Regions from separate parts of the Homo sapiens genome. Here regions 2 and 3 are each linked to region 1. A link is an interaction called in ENCODE POLR2A ChIA-PET data of the cell type or tissue named here. Cell type or tissue: Panc1. All regions are shown on one strand. Links, peaks and the distances in the headings refer to the core of each region. The heading gives the core; the rest is flanking DNA.

Region 1 (7,572 bases), core at 1,301-5,300:
AACCCCAGAATGCCCCTGCTGGGCCCTGAGGCTGGCCACTTTCCCTCCCAAATAACAGAAGTACAGAATCCAGTGGTCGGTTCTTAGCACTGTCCCTGTGGACCACATTCACAGAGCCTCCCTGAGCCAGGAGGCCCTGTGTGATCCCTTGTCATGCAGAGGCCAGCAAAGAAGAATTGAGAAGCCAAAATATTCTCCAGGCTCACCCAAAAGCTACCCTCCCTGAGCTGCAAGTTGCCTTAGACCAGAGACACAATATTTCCTTTCCAAGTTGGAACAAATGAAGAAGGGTCCAGTTAACACCCCATAAATGAGCATTAACCTCTTGTAAGACAATCTCTATGTCCTTCTGAGAGTCCACTCCATGCAACTGAGAAGACACAGTTTTAGTTTCTAAGCTGCATGCAAACTCAGGTAGAGCCTCCAGAACAACCTGGGTCTGCTGTGTCACCTCAGCATCTTCACTAGTTCTCCCAGTCCCAGCAGAAGGCACAGAGCTCCACTGTGAGACAGCATTCGTTAAGTTTGCCACATGTCAGGAGTCACAGAGGGATGTCTAAGCAGTCACGCAGATCCTAGGAACTCTGCTACATGTTTTGCAACATATGGACCCTCAGAAGTAAACTCAGTACGTCTCTGGAGCATCTTTCAACAGAACAGTACAATGTCTAGAGATCCCTCAATAGAACATCAGGCCTAACTGTAAGATGCCCTAGAACCAAGGAGCTTGGAACATATCCTGGGGAGGAAAACACTGACCTTCCAAGGGAAGAGTTATTTAACTTGTATAAAAAGTTCTGGCTGGGCACAGTGGCTCACGCCTATAATCCTAGCACTTTGGGAGGCTGAGGCGGGCGGATCACGAGGTCAAGAGATCCAGACCATCCTGGCCAACATGGTAAAACTCCGTCTCTACTAAAAATACAAAAATTAGCCGGGCGTGGTGGTGGGCACCTGTAGTCCCAGCTACTCGGGAGGCTGAGGCAGGAGAATCGCTTGAACCTGGGAGGCAGAGGTTGCAGTAAGCCGAGATTGCGCCACTGCACTCTAGCCTGGTGACAGAGTGAGACTCATCTCAAAAAAAAAAAAAAAAAAAAAGAAAGAAAGAAAAGTCCTGAACTTTGGTCTGGGGCCTATTTATAGGATTCTGAGGCTGTAAACTGAGTCATGAGGAAGACTGTTCTGGATATAACACTTTTATCATAAGCCTTGTCATGGGCCCAGATAGGCAGACTCAGCACAGATAGAGAGCAGGAACACTGTCTCCCTGACTCATTGGTGAGTCCAGTTCTGAAAGCCCAATAATGTAGAAACTCTAAGGGGAGTCCCTGGGATCCACCAGTTGCTAAGATAACTGGAAGAAGGTCTCTGCCACGTAGCACCAGTGTCCCTCCTGCTAGTGCTCGAGCCTGGTGATAAGGAGTCTCACCCTGGGGAAAGATACCAGCCCTAGAAAAGACAAAGAGGCCTCAACGAAAATACTTCTCAAAACCAAGGAGGCTGATCAGAGGCAAGGTACACAGCTAACCCTCTAACCCTCATGATCCCAGGAGAGCTAATTTAATGACATCTAAGTCTCCTGAAGCTCCCTGGATCATAGTAGGGTTGGTCCTAGGCTAGCTAAGGCCAAGCATTCCAGGGCCGGCCTCTCGGATGGGCGGCCCTGTGTGATCACGCAGATCTGTGCTCAGAAGGGCCTGCACTTGGTTGACAGCTCTGCTGTCACGTTCTTGAAATCTTCAACAATTTTCTCTTTGAACTTGTATTTTGTAAGGGAGCCAGAGGAGCATGAGGATGAGCAGAGGAGACAGGCGGAAGAAGGGAGAGAGCTTTATATTTTAGTACCTTCAGTGGCACATCTCCCCTGCCTTTTGAACAAAAGACCCACAAATTATGTAGCAGGCTGTCAGCAGTCCTGATGGAACCCCCTCCCATGTAACCAGCCACCGCACAAAGGAGGGAGTTAAAGACTAACAATCAAGCTGGGAGCACTGGCTCACGCCTGTACCCCAGCACTTTGGGAGGCTGACGTGGGAGAATCGCTTGAGACCAGGAGACTGAGACCAGCCTGGGCAACATGGTGAAACTCTGTCTCTACAAAAAAAAAAAAAAAAAAAAAAAAGAAAAAGAAAAAGAAAAAAAATAGCTGGACATGGTGGTGTGCGCCTGTACTCCCATCTACTCAGGAGGCTGAGGTGGGAGGATCGCTTGAACCTGGTAGGGGCAAAGGTTGCAGTGAGCCGAGATTGCACTACTGCACTCCAGCCTCGGTGACAGAGCCAGATGTTGCCTTGAAAGGGAAAAAAGAAACAAAACTAACAATCACCAGGGACTCTAGAGATCCCCCAACCTCTAGTCCCAACCCTAACCAAAGAAATCTTTCATGCCTTTGGGTCACTCACAGAAGTCAATTCCAGACCCAGGCTAACTCTGTACCACAGATCCCCCCGGCTCAGGCCAAGATAACCACTGGTTAGAACCAGGACACAGGAGGCCTGCATTCCAGGAAGCAATTCATGGCTGATGCGCAGAGTTAGTAAGAGGGGTCCCAGGTGACATAGAACGAGTTCTTGTAGTTACGATCAGCACAAGGACCCAGGCTGAGCCAGTCTGGGTGGACCAGCCCAGAACCACTGTCACCCAGGCTGCCTCTCCCACCCGCTGTGGGCTGGTGAGATGGTGGCTCCCAGCACTGGGAGGAGGGTATGCCCTGGGGCAGGGGGAGCCTTTACCACAACTTGATATATGACCTGGGGCAGGTTTCCATCTCTCTGGGCCTCCATTTCCTCAGATTTAAAATAATGGCAGCATCACCTTCTAAGAGGATTAAACAGAGTATGTATAAATGCCTGGCACAAAGTGGTGGTCAATTTTTAAAAATCCCTTTTTTCTCAATAGAGTTGTTATTAGAAATGAGCTGTTATTAGAAATGAGACAATTATCCATAAAAATGCCTGACAATTCAAAGTGCTTCATAAATGTCGATTCTCTTCCACGTTCTCCTTCCCAGTCCCTCTTACCTTTGTTCTTGTGACCAGACCCTCCACTAACTGCCAGTTCCCACCCCAGGTCCCACCCAATAAGCATGTTTGTTGGCTCATTATATAAACATTTACTGAGTGCCTACTGTGTGCCAGGCACTGTACAAGTGAAAACACACACACACAGTCCTGTCCCTGAGAAGCTCACAGTCGGGTAAGAGAGGCACTTAGCAAATAAATTTTAATAGAGTGGGTTACTTTTATGAGTTAATTCTTTTAATATATAAATAGTATACTACAGAAGCACTGGATAATCAACTCTGCCTTGGGGAGTCAGAGAAAATATCATAGAGAAGGCAGACTCTTGAGTCGGATCTTGAAAGATGGACAGGAGTTTGCCATGCTACAGAAAACTTCGAGGAGCCTCAGGCAGTCACTGCACATGTGCAGGACAGTGAGAAGCTTGGCATGACAGAAGCAGGGGCTGTGTGAGGGGAGTGCATAGAAAAGGAGGCTGGGAACAGGACTGGGAAAGCAGCCTTGTAATCCCAACTAATTTGGGCTTTATCCAGTTTGGAAGAGTAGACAAGAAAAGATCAGAGCTAACTGTGCTTTTTAGGAAAATGCCTCAGCTGGTGGTGGGGGAAGGCCTGGAGCAAGAAAATGCTGGAGGAGGGAATCCAGACGGAGATGACCGTTAGCAACACACAGCAAGTCTTGGACTAAAGGCGTGTAGTAGGATCTGAGACACCACTGAAGTAGATTTGGTGACTAATTTTTTTTTTTTTTTTTTGAGTTGGAGTCTCGCTCTGTCACCAGGGTGGAATGCAGTGGTGCAATCCCAGCTCACTGCAACTTCTGCCTCCTGGGCCCAAGCGATTTTCCTGCCTCAGCCTCCCGGGCCCAAGCGATTTTCCTGCCTCAGCCTCCCGAGTAGTTGGGACTACAGGTGTGCACCACCACGCCTGGCTAATTTTTGTATTTTTAGTAGATGGGGTTTCACCATGTTGGCCAGGATGGTCTCGATCTCTTGACCTCGTGATCTGCCCTCCTCGGCCTCCCAAAGTGCTGGGATTACAGGCATGAGCCACTATACCCAGCCAATTTGGTGAATAATTTTAGATTTGGTGATTAATTGGTTATAGGTGGTGAGAGAGATGGTACTACCAAGACTTCCAGCTTGGAAGGCAAGGCAGATGAAACCCATTGCAGAGATCCTATTTAACAGGTAGAGCAGGTCTGCAGGGCAGCTGAAGCTTGTGGTGCCTCCAGGACATCCAGGTGTGCACGTGACAGCAGCTGGAAACAGAGATTGGGATCTCCTGAAAGGCTGAGGATGGAGAGGCTGCTTTGAGAGACGTTCACATGGAGGGGTTGGTTCAAGCTGCAGGAGTAAAATCACCTGGAAAGAACTTGGGGACCCAAAGGAGAAGGAACAAAGGGCATTTCAGAGATGGTCAGAAATGGGAGAGACTGGACAAGCAGCAGAGAAGGAACAGAAGGAGGAAGACACTATCAAAGGGAGCATGAAGCAAGCAGGCACATAACAGGAAGGTCAAGGTAGATCACTAAATCTGGCAACTAGGAAGACAATGGTGGCTTAATCAAACACAGTAGTATTAGAGTAGTATAGGAAGAAGCTAGCTTACTACGGTTTGAAGTATTAAGAAAAGAAAATAAACAAGAGTAAAAAAATCAGCGGGGCACACTGGCTCGTGCCTATAATCCCAGTACTTTGGGAGACTGAGGCAGAAGGATCGCTTGAGCTCAGGAGTTTGAGACCAGCCTGGGCAACATAGGGAGACCCCATCTCTAAATAAGAAAAGAAAAGAAAAAAAAAAAAAAACCAAGAACAAAAGTCTGGTAGTGAAGGGAGGGAGAGACAGAGCAGTAGTTAGAAGGGGAGTTAAGGTCAGGGCTTACATTTTTGAACGATCAAGCTCATAGGAAAGCAAGAATAAGGACAAGAGTAGGCTCGTGGATCCCCCAGCTCCTGGCTGGAAGGAATGAGCCCTAGTGAAAAGCTAGGATGGTAAGGATGTGACCTGTGCAGGTGGACTCAGATATGAAGGAAGGGAAATTAAGGGAGTTCATGCCAGATGAAGAAAGCAAAGATTGGGAGGTCAGCTGGGGAATGAGACAGGGCAAAGCTCAAAGACCTTGGGGAAAGTGGCAAGGCTTGATTAAGTGTTGCTCTTGCCTGACCCTGCCTCTGAATTTTAGTTCCCATGATGGATCCCTCTTCCTGCTTCTTCTCTCTCTGCCTCCTGCCAGATTTCCATAAGCTCACGCCCCACTGGCCTGCTTCTCTTCTCCTCCCCTGCAGCCCCGATGGGCCTTCTAGCTGCTGCTGACAAATGTGCCTTCCTACAACATCTACCATGATGGACCAGCTCTGCCTCTCTCTGGCATCTGAGCTACCTCCCATCCCCAGATCCTGGGGACTCTCCTATTGTCTCCTAAGTGATCTCTCCCTCTCCAACCCACCTCTCATCTTTCTAAAACCCTGCTTTGCATTTTGCAACTCCCACCTTCTCAACACTCAAGATCCTACATGGGCTCTTTCTTGCCAGATGAGGCAGTTCAGCTGTGGGCTGAAGACTGGCCACAGGCCTATTTAATTGGGCCTGCATGGTCTTTTAACAAAAAATGAAACTGATTGTCTTTACACAGGGCATGATCTGTCTAGTTAGCCACAGGCACCACCCCTCCCTATTTCCTTATATCCACTCCAGACCCAATTCATATACCCATGTTATCTGCCTAGTCTCTCTTAGATATCTGACAATGAAGTCCACAGGACCCTAGGATCCAAGGCCTTCCAGTCTCTGGCTCCCTTATGTCTCTCAAACCAGATTGTCATTACTATTCAAACTCCTTATTCCAGAAATCAGTCTGCCCAGTCTCCCCTTTCTACCCACGGCCCTGGCATGGCCTCCCTAGACATATGTATACCTGTCTCCCACCCTGCCTTTCCTCCTATCTGCAATGCCTTCCCCTTTCCTCTCCACCTGTTACACTGAAATCAGGCTTATATTCTACCTTCTCAAAGAGGCCTCCATGGACCATCCAAGCCCACAGCATTTTTTCAGCCTAGGCCCCCTCATTCAGCCCTTATGTATATTTCTTTGTGCCTTCAGTTATCTTTTTTGAGTACATTTCTCATTTCCTCAAATAAGCCTGGAAATAGGGTTCTCTATTAGTCACACACAGGAAAAGCCACACAGAACAGGTCTGCCTCCATGTCATCTATCTCTCATGTGACACAACCGTTGACTCATAAATCTTGGTCATTTCCTGACAACCATAAACCACTAGAGCAAGCACAGATTCACAGTGCCTTCAGGGTAGAGGCCATGTCTCATAGTTAGTACACTGCCTAAAACCTAGCAAGGTAGTCAATAAATGTTTATGATGAGAAAATATAAAATGCAGAAAAAAACATAAAGAATAAAATAGGTTCACCACTGAGCAGTAAATTCTCTGACTTGATGAAAACAACGCCTGTTGTGATTCACTGTCACTCAGGCATCCAAGGACAGGTATATTTTGCCAAGGCAAGAAGTTGGGACCCACTAGAAGAAGCAGGAACTAGAAGGTCCAGAGCTGCAGCCACAATGCTGCAGTAATTTACAAAGTGAACTTGGTCAAATCTCTCAACAGTATTGATTCTTTGAGGTAATGGGATCTTTCCGCCACATACTCTGCAGAGTTAACAACAATCTGGTGGTGAGGGAGAGCAGGTGGCTGGGCTGGAGGGACAACTGTCAGTGCAGGAGGGAAGATGACTCCTGCCAATAACTCTTGGTTCCCTTACCCCTTATCCCAGCTTCTGTGTTGATCCCTAGGTCCACGACAGGGCATAATTCCAGCAAACACCCTTTACTCCCAGTTCCCACCCAACATGTTTGCCATAGATACACAATGAACATAGTAGTCCCCAGCTGAAATTTTCGAAGTACAATGTTAACATGGAATTTGATAAAATTCTACCATTGGCCAGCACACACCATACTATTCCAGATGTTGAATTAGCCCAGTGATATGACGCCTGAGTCACAGACGATGACCACATTTCTCCTTTGGCAGAAATCAAAGCCCTAAGAGAGGGTGTTCCTGAGTTCTGGAACATGAAACCTTCCAGGAGGCTGGGTGTTGGCAGGAGGGTTGGATGTAGTTGGGTACTGGAACCTCTCCCTATACCTTCTTTTCAAAGAGGTCAAATTTGAGAAATGTTTCTCCACCTTGCACTCAGAAAATATTCAATAATTGTTTGTTTCAGCTTAAGAGGAAGGTTTCAGTTTTCTAAAAAGAAGAAAAGCCAGAAGTTCTGAAGAAGGGGGCATGAGAGGGGAATAAAAGAAGCTGAGTGCATTTGGTGTAATGGAACTGAAGGGGTCTGGACCAGAGGAAATGGAAGAAGTAAGAGGGCAGGGCAGTGGTTACATTGGAAACAAGAACACTGATTTGGGAAAAGCACTTCTAAACTGACTGCCAAGGGAGGTGTCTGAAACAGTGGCGTGGGGGGAAAAGAAAGAACCAAGAGCCAGACTTGAGGTAACAAATGGCTACATATGGCAGAGACAGAAGA
Region 2 (7,572 bases), core at 1,360-5,359, 700 kb after region 1:
GGGCTACTAATAGTACCTACGTCAGAGGGCTGTGTAAGCATTCAACATGAGAATGCACATTGTAGATAAAGGTTTTCTACCAGAGGTTGGCACCAGGCAGAACCTAATTCAATCATCCATTTTACAGATATGAAAACTAAGATCTAGAGAAGTTGAGACTATCCCAGGGTCACACAGTGAGTTTGTTTCAAAGTCTGGAAATGTAAATTAGAACCTTAGTCCTGATTCCTTATTCAGTGTTTTTGCACTAAACATGCTTTTGCCTTCACAGGGCTTCACAAATACTCTCCCACATTGATTTTGTCCTTTGCCGAACATCAAGCACATTTTCAACCAGTACTGTCAGGATAGCATTTGAATACTCTCTATGACTGCATTCCATCAACTACATTATAAGTTCCTCGAAGTGACAAAAGTGGTTTAACACTTCTGTCTATCTAAAGATGTCTACTCAAATACTGGGCACAAGAGTGATTGACAGCAATTGATTGATAGAGAGGTTTCTTTAAGAAGAGCTTTTACTCTGAATAAAATATTCCTGTGAGGAAGATGCTGACTGGCCATCCAGGTCTGCAGAAGACAAGACCAGAGGAAATGGATTTTGAACATGTCCCAAGAGATCTATAAAAAATTAACTGCAAAGGAGTTTAAACACAGGAATAACAGAACAAAGAAAGCTGAGGGTTCTCTCCTGAAGTGAATGTTTTAAAAATAGACAGTCTATTTGTAGATAAAATAAGTTGACACAGGCCATTCGTTCTTAACCTATAGTCTGTAAACCCCAAATATAGCTGTTATTGCTAAGGATCTGCAAATTGATTTGCATACCAAACACTGTAGAATGAATAATGTCTTACACTTATATGCAATACCTTTTTTCAAATCCATGTGGCAAAATATATTTAATTTGACTTAATAAAATACAAATTCTTTAAAAGCATTATGAATTTTGTTGTAACTTTTGTTCATTATGTATATTTTAATCAAGCAATAAAAACAGTGGCTAACATTATTGAACATTTACAGAGATCATTTTGTTTAACTCTCATTAGCACCCAGGAGGTAGGTATAATTGTCATCCACATTTCAGAGATAAGAAACTGATATTTGAAGAGTTTAACTAACTCACCCTTTAGTTTTACTGGTATAAATAATGGAGCTGGCATCTGACTCCAAAGCTTGTACTATAATTACCCAGCATTAGGTCACTTTTTAATTAACCAGTGTAAAACATTTTACCTATTTTCATCCATGTACACATGTGTAAGGGGTGGATGTTTATCCATAAAATTTTATGTTTAAAGAAGAATCTCATATCTGCAAGGGTTAATAACAACACAAACTATAGATAAAGAGTAGCTTCAGAATAATTCACTTTGACTTTCAGCAAGCCAGGTGCTCAGAAGTAAGGGATTCAACTGGTTGATCCCTAGGAATAGCTCCAAGCCAGAAATTCTATCATTCTATAATTTAGATTTGCATTTCCCAAAATGGATTCTGCAGAATTCTGGTCTTAAGAGATGCTTCACAGAAGTTTGAGGAACACCATAAACTAAAAGAGCCACCATACACAAAAGTGAATATCCTCTTTTGGAGATTCATAATTACATTCACATAGTGTAAGCTCTGAGAAGTCCTCCAGAGCACTGGATCACACAAAATGAAACAGGTCTCCTTATTATAAGACTTAGCAAGAAAACCTTTTTCATTTTGCAGAGCCTGGGGTACCCTGAAAATATCTGGGCATCGAACTCCTGTTCTACATAAATATTTTAAATATTTCATGGAACTGGTTCCACAGAAAAGACTTAGGCTAGAACTCAAATTGGGCAGTTGAAACATTTTTGTATTATGTGGCAAGCTATGAAAAGTGAACTTTTGAGATTTTTCCTAAAACTGTCACTCTGTATGAAAGCATGGGTTTTCATAAAGGTTTTTAGTCAAAAGCCATATTATCTAAGCACTGTACAGACTGCTAAGTATTTTTGTCTCTCTTTCAGCATGGAATAAACTTTTTATTACACTACACCACTCTAAATGTTATGTCCTTCTATTCTTCAAAATTCCTTCTAGACTAAAGGTTCTCAAATTTTACCATCCTCAGAACCACCTGGAGTGCTTGTTTAAACAAGAGTTGCTGAACCCCTCTGCCACAGTTTCTCATTCAATAGATCTGGAAAGAGGCCTGGGATTTTACATTATTCACAGTTCCCAGGGAATGCTAATGCTGCTGCTCAGGGACCATACCACTCTTGTGTTAGATGTAGACTTCTTGTGTTAGATGTAGACCATGAAGTGGACACGGAAGGCACCTGGTTCATCTCTGCTTCCATCATCAAGGGCTGTTATCTTTTCTCCTGCTTTCTGTTAAGCCTGAATCTTGGATATCCTGCCAAATATTTATGTTCTTTGTGCTTTGCATTTTTAAATTACAAACGTTTTTAAAACTTCCATCAGTGATGAAGAAAGGAGTTAAGAGAAATAAGAGTGTCTTTGAGCTTTAAGAGAAGAAGATATTCCAAAAATATTCAGCATTAATTTATATGAGTTAATCTCTTATTTCTCATTCAATCATATAAATTAAATTTCAGTAGAATGAGTTTATTCTTCCCACCTTGGAAGAGTGATTAAGTAATCATTTGTAAATATAAGTGGACAAGTTTTATATCATTAACACTTCGACTGGGGATCCATTCACTGGAACCCAGAGCTCTTCCAGACCTTTAATTTCTATAATAGAATATTCTATGATGCTAGAGAATCTATACTGCCAAGGGGCTCTTTAAAATGGTGACTAAATGTAGCTACAGTGTCATAAAATCCTCAGCATGTCTGGTATAGTAGATGTGTTCCTGGGAAATTGCAAGTCAAATTACCGTCAATTGGATTCTATTTACATATTTACATATTCTATATTTTAGATATGCCCAACTACCACTGTTTCCTAACTCTTTAGTTTAAATTTTCTGCTCCTTTCACCCCTCCCAAGACCTAATGACCTGTCTAGGAAACAAGGACAGAAATTAATCTTTGCTGAGACTCTTCTAAGGGTTACATTATTCAATCTATACCAAATCTGTGATGAGGGTTTCATCCAAAGAAAAGCTGAGGCCCAGAGGTTCTGGTCAATGGAGCAGCGGTAGCATGAGGCTGCCAAGTGTGCCCACTCCAAAGGCCCCTCTCCCTTCACCCCACCTCCTGAACTACTCTGCTCCAAGTTCTTGGTGATTCTTAAAATAGGGAGCTCCGTCCTTAAAGGATAATTAAGAGCTCCCCTTAAAGGGGAGAATTATTTGGTGTTGTGATGAATTGCCCATAATCGGTATGTTTTAAAAATTGTCATTTTCATAAATGTGTCTCCTTAGAGGTGAAAACATCTGAAACTGAAATTAAGTGAGAGAGGCAGCATGGGTGTTAGGGGGTAAAATTAAGTCAAACATTTTAGTCAGGAAGATGCAAAATGTTACATCTTTACAGACCATTGTTTAATAAGCCCAGTGAATAACCCAAGTAAGTAATAATAAAAAACACACACACACACACACACCATTTAGAGGCTCTCCCTGAGCACGTATGTATTAACTTGAGGCTTAAGAAGGCAGACGTGTCATCTATCTGCTCTAGCCATTTGAAAGCAGCAACAACTTGCTAGCACTGACTGGATTACATAAAGCTGTTCATGGCAGAGTTCTTGGTAAAAAGGAAAACATCTTCTCTACCCAAGCTCTGAAACCTTGTGCAAACAAAGTTCTCTCAAGTAAGCTGAGCTCTGCCCACGGAGCATTCTTCAGGGCTTAGTCTATGTATAAGCTGAGTTACCTGCTATTATCCACACAATGTCAGGAAGGATTTTATGAATGTATGACCTTAGCTTTTAAAAGGTGACCACAGAAGTTGACAATGACCTAAACTACTCATGAATGTCAGGCTTTCAGAAAAGAAAATGTTACTGACAATCCAGGGGACTACATGGGGCTGCTCTGCACTCTGAAACCAGGCAGGGAATTGCTGGTTTTAATAGTTGCTGGGGTGTGAGAGACATGGCAATTGGGCTGCTCATGATACCTCTGGGAAACGGATTGTTAGAAATAAACAAGGTTTGTGAACAGAGCTCTACTACTCTGGGATCTGCTGGTTTTCACTGGCTAATTTCCCAGATTACTTCGGTAACTGTATGTCAACAGAAACCCAGCTTCTTCTGAGCACACTTAACCACCACTGTTTGCACAGAATGGAACCAACCCCTTGCTCATTCAGAGTGTTAGGATTTCTAGATCAGAAACACAGACCAATATGAGTTAAGTGAAGTTTCAACTTTCACTCCTTCTTGTAACATTTACTGATCACCTACTCCGTGCTAGGGCCTATGAGAGACATTAGTGATACAAAGATGATAAGGAGCTTTCTGCTCCTTCAAGGGGCTCAGTCTAATCCACAAAAATAAACATGAAATACACATGATGCTAAAATGGGACAGATGTTATGACAGAAGAGAGAACATCTTGGGAGATCAGAAGGCAGTAGCCTATGCATCGTGCTTCACAGAGGTGACATTTCAGTTGGGTGTTAACTGATGGCTAAGAAGGTAGAGAGATGATCATATGCAAACATGTGGCAGTGAGATAGAGCATGGCATGCTCAGGGAATGGCTATGGGTTGGCAAAAAAGAGAGTTTAGAGGATTGGGGAAGAAACAGCTGAGGGTCTGGGCCCTCTTAGCTAGGGCAAGAGTTTGAAGTGGACTTGGGAAATTGAAGGTTTCCAAGGAGGCTGAGGCATAGATTCACTGGGAAAGGGGTGCGAGAGGTGGGATGAAATCCCAAGGGGATAACTTGTCCTACCCAATATCCAATCCAAATACAACTGGACAAATCTTTGCTGAAAGAAGGCCCAAATCTAGTGATGAATAGTACTGGTTTCAGCTATTATCTCTGGAAAAAGTCATGGCTACTGTTTCTTTTATAGACCAGAAGAGAAAGAAAGCCCTCTCCTTTCCATTCACCTGGATACACTAGCCCTCTACATACTCTGGTCATCTTTTTTTCTCTACAATCTCACTTCTCCAGTGCATCTTCCACACTGCTATCAGAGTTTCATCTTAAAACACAACTTAAAAACCTGGTTTCTCAACGGCTATAGAATCTGAATCCCCAATTCTTTAGTACTCTTAGCTTTTCCTCGTACAATATACCTTTCATTTCTACATTGCTGTGCCTTTGCTCATGTAGGAATGACATGCCTTTCTCCCCTATTCTCAATGTATCATATTCTACTTGTCCAACGAAGTCTAGCATAATGGCCACTTCCTCAAGGAAGCTCCCTTAATTCTTCTCATCATCATTATATCTTCCTCTGACCCATATCATCTTGCTGGTTCCAGCTAAGACCCATGAACTCTGCCTTGTCTTTTAGATGATCTGTGGGAAGCTTCTTAGAAGCAGGCCTCTTAATTAGGTGGAAAGGAAAGAAGGGAGACCAGAAGGGAGGAAGAAGCTTGCTTTTGAGTAGACAAAATAACTGACTCTTGGACAAGAATCAGGTATTCAGAGTCAGTTGAACAGTAAGTAAGTAAAACAAGGTTGAAGGCCAAAGTAGATTATATTTTCCAAAGATGACCTCAACAAAATTTCCTAAGCTCTTCTATAGGTAGCCTCGCATCAAGAAATGGAGCCTAACTTCTCTCCTCTTGCATCTGGGATGGCCTTATGACTGCTTGAAACCAACAGAATGTAGCAGGACTTTTGAGGCTAGATGAGAAAAAAAAGAGGGCTTCCTCCTTGTTCTCTTGAAATTCTTGCTCTGAGGGGAGGCAGCTGCCATGTAAGATATCCAACCACCCTGAGACTAAGGTGCTGGAGAGACCACATTATGTATTCCAATAGATAGTCCCAGGTGAGCTCACACTTCCAGCCACCCCTACCAAGGTACCAGATGTGTGAGTAAAGTCACCTTAGAACCGCTCAGCCAGCCAAGCTAGCAGCTGGGTACCAATAAGTGACCTTAGTCATCTCCAGGAGGAACAGTAGAATCACTCAGAGGAGGCTTGCCAAACTGCTGGCCCACAAAATCCATGTTTTAAGTTACTAAGTTTGGGGGTAGTTTATTACACAGCAGTAAATACTGGAAAAGCCAGAGAGTGAATTTTTTACTCTGCTTTTTATTCCTAAAGCTAACCAGTCTTCTGAAAGAGTCAAAATCACTGTTCAAGATTAAAACTTTTGGGATCTCTAGAAATCATGTAGTTGCTTGGTGAGAAACAGGGAGTGACCTGGGTCCTAACTATGAAGATGAGGCCAGAAGAAACTGGAGGCCCAGAGGTTTGTTACCAGCAAAGGGCACTATTGCTGACCTAACCATAGACAGCAGGCAGACAGACACAGGCCTGCAGATGCTCACTGCACTTGGCAGAAGCACAAATTGGAGGTCAGAGGCATGAACAGATTCTTCATTTCTGATAGACAGTACAGTCTAGAGGTCTGATATTTGTTGTATGAATCCACTGCATCTGGGGACTGTCAGCAATATTGGTGGTAGTGTTTACTGTGAGGCAATGGGCCACTAAGGGGTCACAGGTGCTACATAACTGGATATGTGATCTGGACTCTCCTTCCTTCTGAAACATTGTAGTGAGAGAGCTCAAAGGCTGCAGAGTTGGAGCTAGTCTGCCAGACTCTCCATGGAGGGACTTTCTGGGGATTCTGGCTGGGAGTTGTCTGTCTTGGTTCATAAGGAAGCCCAGGCCTCTGTGCCTGCCCTGGACATCTTGGCTTGAAGATTATACTTGCTGCTCACACAATGTTACATCTCACTTAGCAGCATTCCATGGAACTCATTTGTTAAATGTTAGCACCAACATGTCCTCCACTAGTTTTCAACCATTCTTTTGAGCACTAAATGGAACATTCCTCTTTTCTGAGTTCACAATAGCTTCTTTTTCCTAAGGACCATCTTTAAGATCTCTCACAGTGATTTAGATCTATTCATGCCTGAAAGAGAGGCCAGCTCAAGACCAATGTACAGGCCCTCGTAGTTTTCCTAAAAAGGAAATTGTAAGAGTTTTTTTTTTTTTTTTTTTTTTAATCTCTAAAGCAGCTTTCTTTTACTGGGAGAAGAGATCAGTATCATGTCCTATACTTTCCAAAGACCTCTAGTATTCTTATTCAATGAATATTTTTAAAGCCAGAATTCTGACTGAGAATGTGCTTTAAGCTAGATTTTTATAAGAATAAGATTTTGTGGTGATTTTTAAATGACTGGAAATTGCATAATTTTCAGGATTATAACTGTGTATATTTCCCTCATGTAAATATTAAGATTCCTTAGTCTCCTGGAGAAGTCTTAACTTTGTCTCTACTTTTAGAATAAAGTCAAGGATTTATTAACTGCACTGCAACTAAAATATTAAACAGAAGGGCCTTTCACACACAGATTCAGCGTTAAAAAGCCTCAAATCAAAACAAATGGAGAAATTGGCTTTAAAGCCAGAAAGAATCAATTGTTTTTGGGTCAGTTTTGGTTTGGGGAGCCTAATGAAGACTGATTGCTCAACAAGGGCTGTGATTAGTGCACTGTC
Region 3 (7,572 bases), core at 1,360-5,359, 450 kb before region 1:
CCCAGACCTTGAAATAAAATTGGATTTAGCAAATATCATTCTAATACAGATGTCCCCCAACCACCTTACAGGAAAAGCTCAGGTTGTAGTAAGAATAATCTTAGCTAACATTTATGAATCACTTACTATTACCAGGCACTGTGCTAAGTGTAATAAGGAGAAGAAAAAAGGAATGATTTTAAATCCTACTCAACAAACTGTCTTTAGCCCTACATAACTGAAAACAATTTGCTTACATTCTCTAAATGCATCAGTGAATCCTACTGGTATGTTTCTATTATTAGTTGTAATACCAAAAAGTCTCACAGGTAAATAAATAAGTAAATAAATAAAATTATTTTGGCCTGGTGCAGTGGCTCACACCAGTAATCCCAGCACTTTGGGAAGCTGAGGCGGGTAGATCATCTGAGGTCAGGAATTTGAGACCAGCCTGGCCAAAGGTGAAACCCCATCTCTACTAAAAATACAAAAATTAGCCGGGCCTGGTGGTGGGCACCTGTAATCCCAGCTACCCAGGAGGCTGAGGTGGGAGAACCACTTGAACGTGGGAGGTGGAGGTTGCAGTGAGCTGAGATTGCACCACCGCACTCCAGCCTGGGCGACACAGCAAGACTCTGTGTTTACTTTAACAGAGAAGAGTAATCTCTCTCTCTCTCTCTCTCTCTCTCTCTCTCTCTCTCTCTCTCTCTCTCAGTATACATACATACATACATACATACATATATATATATATTTGAGACAATCTCACTCTGTCACCCAGGCAAAAGTGCAGTGGTACCATCATGGCTCACTGCAGCCTCCACTTCCTGGGCTCAAGCAATCCTCCCACCTCAGCCTCCTGAACAGCTGGGACTACAGGCATGTGCCACTATGCCCGACTAATTTTTTTTTTATTGTTTGTAGAGATACATTCTTGCTATGTTGCCCCGGCTGGTCTTGAACTCCCAGGCTCAAGCAATCCTCCTGCCTTAGCCTCCCAAAGTTTTGGGATTACAGGCATAAGCCACTGCGTCCAGCTGATAATTTTTAAAAAAACTTTTAAAAATTGACAAAAAGGTTGGGGTTGTTGAAATCCTTTTTTCTGAACACAGGAAGAAAATATATAAAACAAAATGAGAACAGGCACAGTGGTTCATGCCTGTAATCCCAGCACTTTGGGAGGCCGAGGTGGATGGATTCCCAGGCCGAGGTGGGTACACTCCAGCCTGGGCAACAAGAGCAAAACTTCATCTCAAAATAATAATAATAATAATACCAATGGAGGAATGGGTAAGAAAAATATTTCTTCATTTAACCTGCAGAAAGCTGTGAATCTACCAAATACAGCATAGTCTTGGCCTCAGGGCAGTGAGTTTCAAACTTTAGGGTACACCAGCATCACCAATAAGCTTATTAAAAATATAGATTCTTGAGCCCAACTGGAAGAATTCTGATGTAGCAGGTTTGGAATAAGTCCTAGAATTCTGCCTTTTTTGCAGGCACCACAGGTAATTGGGCAGGTGGTACAGAGTCCTCCTCCCAAAACTCTGTCTTAGGATAGAGACACAAGCCTTCCCCTTTTCTATGAATCCTGAGAATTGTGAACAGTTCTAGTGCAACCACAGAGGTAATCTGATTTACAAGGGTTCAGTTTGGTCTGGATCCTCTGATCTGGAACTATTATAGTTATCATTGTGATTATCAGAGAGACAGATTAGGGGCAGCATTATTTCCAGGCATGATGTAAACTGCTATTTATTATGATGGCAGCTTTAATAATTGATGCAAAAGTATGCATTAAAGAAATTATTTTCATATGTCTATCTACTCCTTCCCTGATTCACAAAGAAATTGGTCTCACCTTTTTATAGTTGTTATGGTAGTGGGCCATTTTATTTTGGTTTTCTACTTCAGATTCAGCTTCGAGAATGAGAAAGCATAGTTTGGGCAAAATAGATGTTTGTAACATTTTTTATTAACCTGAAGAGTGGGTGATCAATATGTTTACCTATTGCATAGCAGCCTGAAGCACCACATTGAGTGGCTAAAACCAGGAAGATGGAGAGAATATGTAAACATCTTTGGTAAAATACAGTTAAATTTACTGTTACTTTGAAGCAACCCTTTGAAGTATCCCTTAGCAACTGGTTCCTTAAGACAGAGATTATTAAGTGACAGATCCTAATTATTACTAAGACATAAGGTTTTATCATTTCTGTTTAATGTACGAACCACCTGCATTTGCTCTCATTCATTGAGTCAAACAGGAGAAGACATGAAATATATTTAACATCTACTTATTAAAATGAAGTCCCCCTGCCCAATGAATTTCATACAACAATGTTCACTCCAAAGAGTGAACTATCTTTCCCTATTTTTCTGCAGAACTTTTTGATGACTTTGCAAACCAGTCAACAATTCAGCACAAAGGCATCCAGAGTCACGCTGGCATGTTGTGACAGAATCGCACAATTACATGGGATCCATCCCACTCTGAAAATGCCCCGAACAGCGAACAGCACAGGTAAATCAAATCAAACGTCAGAGCCAGCACAGCCTGAGAGCGCCTTGAAACTCAGACTCCACAATCTATGGGGAAAGTGTCCTGCTGTGGCATGAAATAAATGAAACAGAAAATGATGGCAAGACTGCTAAGAACATCCTTTGCTTTGCTCTTCCTTGGCCTCTTTGGGGTGCTGGGGGCAGCAACAATTTCATGCAGAAATGAAGAAGGGAAAGCTGTGGACTGGTAGGTAAATGAAATGGAAGGACTGCTGCATGCAAACAGCCTCGGTACAGAGTTGGCCTGGCTCACTGCGAAGTTCCTAAGGGGAATGTCCATTCTCTTTCCTCCCTTTACAAATAAAGGAAGTTAAAGTGTGCAAATCGGCCAAACTCCCAGGCAGGGGTAGGCTTCTGAGTGACGGAGTTTCCCCCTGAAAAAGAGCTGAGCAGCCCCTCTTGGGCCTGATTCACTGTTCTCAGCGGGGCAAGGCTGGTAGCCACAGAAGTGGGATTGAGCTGACAGCTTCTGTGAGCTGGCAATTTCTTTTAATTACATCATGGCTTTTCCTAACAGAACACTTCCAACATCCTTTGAAAGACTGACAGAGTAAAGAAGGCAGATTATTTTTTTCTGAAAATGGAGCATGTGCTGCTCCTTATGAGAAAGAGAAGGGGGACCTGGTCACACACAGCACTGTTTGCCTAACATCGGTTTGTTTGGAAGCAGAGGCAGCTGTTGCCATGATTGGTACGTAGGCCACTGGCCTGTTGTACAGTGTCAAAGACATTAAATGCTGTGTTGCATTATAGTCATGGGTTCTCCTAAAGCTTTAACTACTTTTTCACCCTTTAATTGGGATATTTAGGTTTGCCATAATGGTTGGTGTCAAGCTTTTTGTGTAAACTTCAGGCTACAGAACACAGATATACTCAAGGCAGTAGTCAGTCTTTCCTCAGTTACTGAGCTCAACAGAGGTCTGTGTGGAGTTTTGAAAATATAAATATGAACGAAACATGGTTCCTACCCTCAAGGACCTCACAGTTATGTGGTAAGGGCATAGGTGGAACACTGGGGAACAGAGAGCCCAGAAAACTTCTCTAAGGATGTAATTTTTGAGCTAAGTTTTAAGAACAATTAAGAAGTAGCTGGAAAAAGAAGGGATGTGCAAGAGCATCTCAGGCCAATGAAGGAGCAATGAGGAGGTAGAGAGGCAAGAAGCAACATGGAAATTTGGGAGTTGCAAAGTAGTTTGGTATTGCTGGAACTTCAGGAGAATACAGGAAGATGACCGGAGGTGAGGTTAGAGAGGTGGGGACAGCCAAGGGGTCTGTGTGCTGAGCTACAAGGTTTGAACTTGACATTGAAAGGGAGCTATTGGAGGACTTCACGCAGGGGTGTGAATGGTCAGATTTGCACTTTAGGAAACCCATTGGCAGTACTATGAGGGCTGGATGGATGGGGAGCAGCCTAGAATCACTGAGACCAGGAGCACTTTTGCAGCATTACAGGTGAGAAGAGGTGTAGACCTGAGTTAAAGAAGCGGTCATGGAAATAGAAAGAAGGACATGCTGAGAAGACTTGGTGATGGATGGGCTGCAGCCAGTAGGAGAAAGGGAGATGTTAAGAAATAATTTTAGGTTGGCCAGGCGTGGTGGCTCACGCCTGTAAGCCCAGCACTTTAGGAGGCCTAGGCAGACAGATCACCTGAGGTCAGGAGTTCAAGACCAGCCTGACCAACATGGAGAAACCCCATCTTTACTAAAAATACAAAATTAGCCAGGCATGGTGACGCATGCCTGTAATCCCAGCTACATGGGAGGCTGAGGCAGGAGAATTGCTTGAACCCAGGAGGCGGAGGTTGTGGTGAACCAAGATCGTGCCATTGCACTCCAGCCTGAATAACAAGAATGAGACTCCGTCTCAAAAAAAAACAAAAAACAAAACAAGAAAGAAAAAGAAAGAAATAATTTTAGGCTTCTGCTTCTGAGACTGCATGAATATGTTCCCTAATAGTGTGGGATGAGCAGATTTGGAGCAAAATATTATAAATTTGGTTTCAAAAATACGGAGTTGGGGGTTAATGGGACATCTTTGAGTTTAGGTTTCTCTGGACCTCAGCAGAAAGGTCTGGGCTAGAAACAGACTGAGGACTCTTGAGTACATAATTAGAGACAGTCACCCAGGAAAAATGTTTAAAAGTACTAGCTCTCAACTGGTGTGCCACGGCACACTGATAGTTCACAAACCCTTCACTGGTGGGCCACCAAATTGTGATTGATATGGAAAATCATTTTTGCCACAAGTGAATGGACATATTACTTAGCAATGTCTGTTAGAGAGAATATAAGCAACTTGTTGCCAAGCTGCTAACATTTATTGAGAAAGGTAAGGAAAGAGACCATCAAGTCAGCACCAAAGAATAATTTCATGTTTCCTGCCACATGTGAGGACCTGACCCTGTAAGAAAGCATAAGCAGGGCAGGAAAGAGTTCACTTAAATTAAGTATAAGACCGAAGGGGACCAAGTGAAGAGTGTGCAGCTTTTACGGGTTTGTGACACTGTTGTATGGTAATAGTGTATATATTATAATGTTTGGTGCACTGTGAGTGTTTAGGGGTTAATGGTGGGGTTCATGCTATTAGAAAGTATTTGGCTAGATCAGTGGTTCTCAACCGAGGGTAATTTTGCCCTCAGAGGATTTTTGATAATGTCTGGAGATAATTTTGATTGTCACAACTTGGCAGTGCTACTGGCATCTAATAGGTAGAGGGCAGGGATCTTACAATGCACAGGACAGCTCCCACAACAAAGAATGATCGGCTGAAAATGTGAATAGAGCACACTGAGAAACGCTGAGCTAGGTAATCCAATAATGCCTTAATGCTGTCTTGGCTGAGCTACCTCTCCTCCCTGTGAGATATCCAAGGGAGATATACAAATGGAAAACAACAGTAAAGGAAGGAAAGGGCCTACTTAATTACTTGGTTTTAGCCCTGAATCTTCAAGGCAGAGTATTCGGATAAACTGAGCTGAGGAATGCAGCTTATGACAGGGGCTCAAAGTACCTTCCACCTCTCCTGAAGCCCAAACCCAAATCTCATATCCAGTCAGCCAACTGCATGGTCTGGGCCTTGGCCTTCTCTCCACTGTAGCCACATGGATCATGGAAGCAACAGAAAGAGCCACTCTCAATGTATATGGACTTCCACTTCAGGGACTCCACCCACCAGTATAACCAAGGTCTTAGAACATATCCAATCAGATTTTTATTTTCTTCTCTGGGGAGGAGCAAAGATAAGAGTGAAGAAAGAGGCAAAGAGCTTGAGCAAATCCCTTTCCTTAGAGGCCTTCCATGAAACAGAAATGAGAGATATATTAAAGTGTGTAATACAGTTACTGCCACAGGAAAACAGTCAATAAATGTTAGTAATTCATAATCATTTTGTCTGTTAGGTTTACTTTTTATAAGTTACCTAAAAGACAAAACAAGGAAAGTGGAGAGACTGGGTTAGAGTACCTGTACCTAGACTCTACAACTAGAAGCTGGAGGAAGAGTGAGCAACTAATGAATGACACCAAGAGTGTTTTGGGAAGGACATTACAACAGCTATATGAAGCATATGCCTCTAAGGTATGTTATATAGTTAATTGTTCACTTGAATAATATAAAATGCATAAAACTGAATCCAAAGCCTTCACCAGAGTTTTCTGTTCACCCACCCAACCCCCAATCCTAGCACCTTGAAGTGAGCTAGCTCAGGACCAGCTCAAGACAACTATCTGAGTCAATCTGACTAAGACCTGAGGAAACATGTCATCATACTCTACAGCAATGCCAAATTTACTTGGCACCATGTCCAGTGGTGTCACTAGGCAAGGTGTGAATTAATTGTATATTGAAGTCTTCTGGCTGCCAAAATGTCTGTCAGTTTGCTTATTCATCTAATAGAAATAGGGAGAGGAGCCTCTGCTGTTACAGGGCAATACAGAACTGTGATTAACATGCTATGAGTTATGGATTGTTTATATCATGGTGTTGATCAGTGGTGGTGAGCTCAGTAAAGGGTTCTACTTGATCTTCCTTTTCATTAATTGTTTTCAAAATGATATGTTGAAAACTAGGACTCTAGTTCAAGGCCCTAGAACTAACTTGTCTGGATGGAGATTATCCCTGCTATATCTGGACTTTATCAGGCAATGAGCTAATCAGCCAAAGAGACACAGGTAAGTAGGCCTGCTGGCTTATTATGGGCATGCTCCCAATATTCTAGGCATCATCTGTTGCTTAGTTTCAAGATACTGCTTTCCAACCAGGAGTGGCAAGTAAAATCAAGCCATGATTAACATCCAATTATACTCATGTATGCATTTCCTAACAATAACTTATAGACAAGTAAATATATAACATGACTCTGCTCCTATAATATGCTGGACTGTATGCTGGGCCTTTACATATGTCAAGTAATTTAATGCCCACAACAATCCTGTTTTAGCCTCTGGCACTGCACATGTGTATCTGAGTATTTACTCAAAATACACACGGAACTGTCATGGTGTGTGGTAATATTCATGTTATTTACCTGCCATTAAGACTAGCCTTCAGAGCCAAGCTACAAAGTTAAAGCTTATCTGTAGGCTATTTGAGAACATGTGATGTGCCAAGCACTTTTCTAGATGCTTTTCAAAATTATTTGTCTCAACAAACCTGCTTTGAATAAACAGACGACAGCTGACCCTTGAACCATGCTGGGGTAGGGGTGCCGGCCCTCATGCCGTCAAAAATTTATGTACAACTTTTGACTTCCTAAAAATTTATCTACTAACAGCCTATTGGATGCCTTACTGATAACATCAGTTTGACTGGATGCCTTACTGATAACATCAATAGTCGAATAACATGTAATTTTTATGTTATATATCTTATATACTATATTCTTACAATAAAGTAAGCTAGAGAAAGGAAAATGTTATTAAGAGAATCATTAAGGAAGAGAGAATATATTCACTCTTCATTAAGTGGAAATGGATCATCATAAGTGTCTTCATCCTTGTCATCTTCCTGTTGAGTCAGCTGAGCAGAAGGAAG

The links. Peaks named below come from ENCODE experiments on the same cell type or tissue, not always from the same donor. Only the 100,000 strongest peaks of a DNase experiment are listed, where the experiment ranks them.
Region 2: POLR2A ChIA-PET joins it to region 1 with 8 read pairs; 1 of 35 experiments calls an interaction of 5 or more read pairs at or near these places.
Region 3: POLR2A ChIA-PET joins it to region 1 with 5 read pairs; 1 of 35 experiments calls an interaction of 5 or more read pairs at or near these places.

What each region holds. Positions count from the first base shown.
Region 1 is chr1:84,848,296-84,855,867 of GRCh38, forward strand. All of the region lies in intron 2 of LPAR3 (lysophosphatidic acid receptor 3), which reads right to left. Among named protein-coding and RNA genes, the nearest start is that of LPAR3, 41 kb to the right of the region's middle. RefSeq lists an enhancer at 6,128-6,377. In Panc1, for the core only: no CTCF peak of the experiment used is centred there; a DNase peak (open chromatin) is centred at 3,766.
Region 2 is chr1:85,547,222-85,554,793 of GRCh38, forward strand. It overlaps a transcript of DDAH1 not described here. Among named protein-coding and RNA genes, the nearest start is that of CCN1, 30 kb to the right of the region's middle. In Panc1, for the core only: no CTCF peak of the experiment used is centred there; DNase peaks (open chromatin) are centred at 3,770 and 3,980; H3K4me3 peaks cover 816 bases; H3K27ac peaks cover 4,000 bases.
Region 3 is chr1:84,395,962-84,403,533 of GRCh38, forward strand. It overlaps DNASE2B (deoxyribonuclease 2 beta), which reads left to right and starts at 2,523. Exons shown (of 6, transcript NM_021233.3): 1 at 2,523-2,728; 2 at 5,940-6,117. The coding sequence starts at 2,604. In Panc1, for the core only: a CTCF peak has its summit at 5,235; no DNase peak of the experiment used is centred there; H3K27ac peaks cover 314 bases.